Regions from separate parts of the Homo sapiens genome. Here region 2 is linked to region 1. A link is a loop called in an ENCODE intact Hi-C map of the cell type or tissue named here. Cell type or tissue: CD4-positive, alpha-beta T cell. All regions are shown on one strand. Links, peaks and the distances in the headings refer to the core of each region. The heading gives the core; the rest is flanking DNA.

What was found. Hi-C counts contacts between places; a loop is a spot of excess contacts. Peaks named below come from ENCODE experiments on the same cell type or tissue, not always from the same donor. Only the 100,000 strongest peaks of a DNase experiment are listed, where the experiment ranks them.
Region 2: it touches region 1 in a loop (3-fold over the local background); 21 of 110 quality-filtered maps call a loop at or near these places.

Annotation. Positions count from the first base shown.
Region 1 is chr9:133,714,679-133,717,575 of GRCh38, reverse strand. SARDH (sarcosine dehydrogenase) reads left to right here. Exons shown (of 21, transcript NM_001134707.2): 8 at 121-250. Among named protein-coding and RNA genes, the nearest start is that of SARDH, 22 kb to the left of the region's middle. RefSeq lists enhancers at 568-1,269, 1,270-1,973. In CD4-positive, alpha-beta T cell, for the core only: CTCF peaks have their summits at 1,357 and 1,568; a DNase peak (open chromatin) is centred at 1,595.
Region 2 is chr9:133,603,184-133,606,080 of GRCh38, reverse strand. The region is part of intron 1 of FAM163B (family with sequence similarity 163 member B); the gene reads left to right. Among named protein-coding and RNA genes, the nearest start is that of FAM163B, 4.8 kb to the left of the region's middle. In CD4-positive, alpha-beta T cell, for the core only: no CTCF peak of the experiment used is centred there; a DNase peak (open chromatin) is centred at 1,650.

The sequences.
Region 1 (2,897 bases), core at 167-2,666:
CCCTCTAATGCATCTGATTCAGCAGAGGCTGGCCTGGCAGCCATCACAAGGCAGGTTTGGCATGGGGATGCATGGCCTTCTTGGGGACAACGGAGATGTTCCCCTGCCCTGCCTTGGCAGGTGTCAGACAAGTTTGCCTTCGGCCTCTTTGACCTGGACTGGGAGGTGTTCACCCAGCACATTGAAGGCGCCATCAACAGGGTCCCCGTGCTGGAGAAGACAGGAATCAAGTCCACGGTCTGCGGCCCTGGTGAGTGACAGCCTCGGAGCTGGGGTGGGCGTCCATGGGTCCTTTGGTCTGATGACTGTTAGTAGTGATGCCCCGTGAGACCAGCCTGTGTCACACAGGGGACCCAGGGCTGTCCCCGGTCCCTCTCGCTGCTTGGCTCCAGCAGCCCTGGGTACTAGGTGTGGCCTTTATTCCCCTCTACGGGCGAGAGGCCTGGGCTTCACAAGGGCCATCATCTGCCCCAAGCACGAGGCCAGGGCCTCCTCCTGCCTCAAGGGTGGCTGGTCCTGGCTTCCCCACCTGGGCTTCTTCATCCCTAGACTTGACTTGTCCCTGGAATTCTGTGTTTTCATCTGTAAAATGGGAATAGCGGGCCACATCCCAGCACCCTGTGAGGCTGAGCCAGGAATGGAAGGGCTGAGACCTTCCCTGATGAGAGGCTTATACAGCTGTGAGTCCCAGTTCTGCCTCCAGCCCCAGCCCCCACCGCTCCCAGAGAGCACTGCCCTGGCCAGGACCCCATGCTGCTGGCCTCCCTCCTGTTCTTGGCGGCTTGCACCTGGAGGCCAGCTCAGCGGGGGAAGGTTCTTGTGTCAAGATTCCCCTAACTCTGGCCCTCCTTGCTAGCCCCAGGAGAACTTAGCTGGAAGAGGCTGGAGCAAAAAGGTGGGCTCAGCTCCCAGATGCCCCACGTGGGTCATCCACAGCGCAGCTCAGCCCCACCCCACCCTACTGGCCTGGGGAGCCTGGAAGGCTCTGCCCCAGGGGGCGGGTGTGGGGCTGAGGCTGCTGGCCTGGGGAGCCCGGAAGGCTCTGCCCCAGGGGGCGGGTGTGGGGCTGAGGCTGCTGGCCTGGGCCCTGGCAAAGGTGCACTCTCTGGGAAGCAGGAGGGGCTGCAGCTGACCTTGGCACCCCAGTGTTTATAACCACGGGACTTTGAGCCAGACGTCCCTGAGTTGAGTGTGGGGCAGCCCAGGAGCTACCGGTGACCCCAGAGCACCAGCATTCCTTCATGAGGGCATTCATTCTACATTAAGTGGCACTTCGTCGGTGGTGGAGGCAGGCACGCTCAGGGCCAGCGCCCTCCTTCTGGCAGGGGAGACCCAATGCAAGTCACTGATCACAGCCCGTGGGTGGGTGCTCTGACACGAGGCATGGGGTGACTGGGTGGCCACAGCCTGAGGACACAGACGGGCGGCCAGGAGGAGGGGCAGCCTAGCCCGGCCCTGGAGGGCGAGTCAGCGCTGGGCCTGCCGCGGATACGTGATCTGAGCAGGGGAGCACCAGGTGGGCACAGACAATCCCCCACATTGGGGTTCCAGCAGAATCACATGGTGTTCCCCACTGCTTCCTGGTAGGGGGAGCTCTGGCCCCGCTTCAGGGCTGGGAGAGAGGTTCAGGAAGACACAGTGTTGCCCCCAGGGAAACTTCGTGTCAGAAGCCTGGTGAGTCCCTCTGTGCCTTTAGTGAAGGGCACTGGAATGGGTGCCCTCTGGAGTAGGTGCATCTGTGAGATGGTGACGGAGCACTGACTCGGCAGGGTGGCCTAGGGACCAGAAGCCACAGGGGCGGTGCAGGGCATAGGCCAGGCCCAGCAGCTGTAGAGAGCATTTGAGTAGAGGTGGGCGGCACAAAGCGGGGAGCCCAGGGACTTCCACGGGCCATGCAGGGAGCGGATGAGGGCCCTAAAGACAGGGAAGAGTCCCGACACAGAAGGGCTGTGGCCACCGAGGAGTCCAGCCCCCTCTGTCCTGGCACGCTCAGCATCTGCTCAGCCGTCAGCAGGGGCTACTTGAATGAATTCGACTCCTATGGGAGCCTTTGGAGTGAAGTGCAGCCCCGGGGAGAAGCAGATAGAGCCCCAGGGGCCGGGGCAGCGTGCAGGGTAGGAGCACACAGCCGTGACTCACTGCCCCCACCCCGCAGCTTGCGTGGGTCTGGCAGCGAGAAACACAGGCCCGGAAGAATCCCAGGGGCACAGATAACCCCAGGCGTCTCTCTGTCTCTCTCTATCTTTCTCTTCCTCTCGTTTTAATTAGCCTGGGGAGCCGGTACTCCCCACGAAGCCCTATTTTGGGGAAGATGTGCAGGCAAGGACATCTTGGATCTGGTCTGTCGGCTGGATGGGAGACTGGTGGGGAATCAGCATTTCTCCTTGCCAGGCACGGCCAATGGCCTTTGGCCTCCAGGAAAGAGCAGGGAAGTCCCAGGCCCCCGTGACTTAGGGAGCGCCTGGGAGGGCAGGCAGAGCTCTCATTCCAGGATGGTGGAGCTCACCAAGGTCAGGGTGGGAGCCGCAGGCCTGGCCCCTGGCCATGTTGCCTGGAGGTCCCATGTGTCCTCGGGTTACTCAACCCGCATGAGTCATTTGTGAAACATCCAAGAGACCCTTGTTCCCTGCAGCTGCCCCTCCGCTAGCTCTTGATAGCGCTCCCCGCAGATTCCCTGTGAGGTTGTTCAGAGCTTCTTTCCTGCCCTCCCTGGGCCTAGAAATAGTTCCAGCCCTCCCAAGGTGCTCCCTGGGCCATCCCCAAACCCAGCCCAGGTTACCTCCCCAATCCCCCCTTTTTTAAAGGTCTTGCTGTGTTGCCCAGGCTGCAGAGCAGTGGTGCGATTTTGGCTCCCTGCAGCCTCTACCTCCTGGGCTCAAGCCATCCTCCCTTCTCCG
Region 2 (2,897 bases), core at 200-2,699, 110 kb after region 1:
TGGGGTCCGGTTCCGCCAGGCTTGTAAGCCCTGCTCAGTGGTTGGGCTTTCCGCCGCAGTCCACAGGAACCAGGCTCTGGGAGCCCGGAGGGACATGGTTCGCTCTGCCCTTTAGGGACCCTCTCTGGCTGCACCATGGGGAATGACTTGGAGAGGGGGCCCTGCAGGCAGGAAGCTGGGGAGGAAGGGAAATGATGGAGGCCTGGACCAGGGTGGTAAGAAGAGGGCAAGTGACAAGCATGTTGAGGGCTGGATGTTTGTGTTGGGGTGATGGGAGACGGCCTGAGACTGCCCAAATGTCACTCCTATACCACTCCCTTAAGTCAGGCTCAGGCAGCGCCGGACGCTCGGGATGGGCCGCACGTAGGCAGTGAGGTTGCGGCCCCGGGGCCCTGGGGGAGGACTGTTGTTTCAGCAGCAGCTCAGTGTCAGAGCCATCATCCCACTGGGCTGGATGTTACCGCCTGTGCTCTGGGCGCTCTCAGCCCTCGGGGAGCCGTCCGTGCCTGTGGGAGTGGGTCCCTGCCGGACCGAGCTAGTCACCTCTGCCCTTGAGCTCAGTTTTCCCAGGTGGCAGAGGTGGAAGAAGGCTGCACCAGCTAGGGAGCTCCGGTGGAGGCTGGGCAGGGACTGGGACAGAGACCCCAAAACAAACCAGGCTCCCAGGGCTGCCACCTCGTCCACCACATTCCCTGGCTACTGAGGGTGGCAGTGTGGCTGAGTGGACAAGAGCACAGCTTCTGTAGCTCAGCAGAGCCGTGTTTCCATCCAAGCTATGCGTCCCTCGTGAGGTTACTCAGCCTCTCTGGGCCCCAGGTTCTTCATTCATAAAATGGCAATCATTACATCCGCCTCTGATGTGCCAGCTTACCTCCCAGCCAGCAGACTGGGAGAAGAGCCCTAGCGAAAACCTCTTCCAGGCCAGCTCCACCCCACGCAGCCCCGACCCGTGCTCACTTCCTGGCTCTGCCGTAAGGTGGCCTCGGGGCCCACAGGCCTCGGTCTGCACCTGGCAAGCAGGCAAACCCCACATCGTGGGGCAGCCTTGGCTCCTGACCTCAGTGTTCACACACAGGCAGGATCATCGCCACCTCCATCTCCGTTCCTCACGAGGAGGTCCACAGTTTCTGTGTGCAACAGGCTGGCCCTGTCTGGGAGCTGGGCCTGCTGGCAGGTCCCGGGTCTCTGGAGAACCGTCCTCTCTCTTTTGAAATCATCCTAATTTGCATTTGCTGTATCTGGCTGCACTACCTTATAGACATCAATCTGAAATCGTGCTACTCCAGATGGGGTTCGGGGACCAGCAGCAGCAGCAGCAGCATCCCTAGGAACCCGTGAGAAATGCAGGTTCCCAGGCCCCCAGACCTGTTGTAACCGGCCCCCAGGTGATTCCTGTGTTCCGTGGAGTTTGAGACTCACCGCCCACCACGGCAGAAAAGAGGTTCTATTTGCATAAAGCAAGGGTGACTGTCTCCTTCATGCTCCTTATATATTTAACTTCATATATTAAAGGGTGTTTGAATAAAAGAAATACATGCTTGCAGTAAGAGAAAAACCAAGCTATTCAGCTTTTGTTGGTTGGTTGGTTGGCTGGTTTTTTACAAAGTAAAAGCCCCCGGTTTCCTGGGTGTGGCCTGCCCCCCAGTGCTCGGCTGTGTCAGTGACGTGTGTGTCAGCCACACTGGGCACCACCGAGAGACCAGTCTGTGTGTGTTGTTCCCTGTCCTTTTGACTTAACAGGTCTTGGTTGTGTCTGCATGTCGACACCCTAGTCTGTCATTGATTTACCTGGACCCATATCAGTAAACAGTCATGTAGGCCATCCACAGGTTTTATTTTTTGTGTGTGTTCATTTTATATACTTGTTCACTCAAGTAATCACTCCAGGGAAGGATTTCATAGTTGGATGAGGGATGTGCAGTGTGAATAGAAATAAATAGGCCAGGCGCAGTGGCCCATGCCTATAATCCCAGCACTTTGGGAGGCTAAGGCAGGCGGATTACTTGAGGTCAGGAGTTTGAGACCAGCCTGGCCAACATGGTGAAACCCCATCTCTAATAAAAATACAAAAAAGAGAGCCGGGCGTGGTGGCATGCGCCTGTAATCCCAGCTACTCGGGAGGCTGAGGCATGAGAATTGCTTGAACCTGGAAGGCGGAGGTTACAGTGAGCCAAGATCACACCACTGCACTACAGCCTGGGTGACAGAGTGAGACTCTGCCCCCTCCCCCAAAAAAAGAAAAGAAAAGAAATAGCAATGCAAAAGCAGCTGTCCATGGATTAGAAGATGGGTGCAAGGTAGCAGGTGCCCCAGATTCAAAGGAATGTACACCCTGGGCTGGAGCAGGCAGGGAAGGCTTCCTGGAGGTGGTGCTTGAGCTAAGCCCTGAAGGATTAGCATGGAGCAGGAAGGAGCTGGTGTGGCACAGACATGCGGGCTCCTATCATCACCAGGAGGCAGGAGGACTAGTCTGTCAACTTTGGCTAATGAGCAGTGGCCCCGCTAAAGATGCCCCTGAATTTCCTCTTCTCCCTTTGCGGGTGGGAGAGAACAGGCTGGGCCACTTCCCTGTCATCTCATTGGCTTTTAGCTTTCCAAGCTGGATTGTGGCTGGGGTTGCTTTTCCCACGTGCTGTAGGCCACCTCTCACCCCCTGGTCTCCACTTGGTTCACCAGCCGTGCAGACCCTCTGCGGTTCCTACCAACACATCCCCCTAGCGTTAGCTCTGATTATTTTGCCAAGAGCGATCTGAGGCCCTGGAGGAAAAGGCCGGCTGCGGTGGGATGCGCTGGGTATGCATTGGACCCACAGCAGTAGGGGAGGAGGCGCCTGGGTGCATCAGTGGTTTCTCTGTAGCATTTGTCAAGGGCCTCACCTTTGTGTTTGAAATGTCATG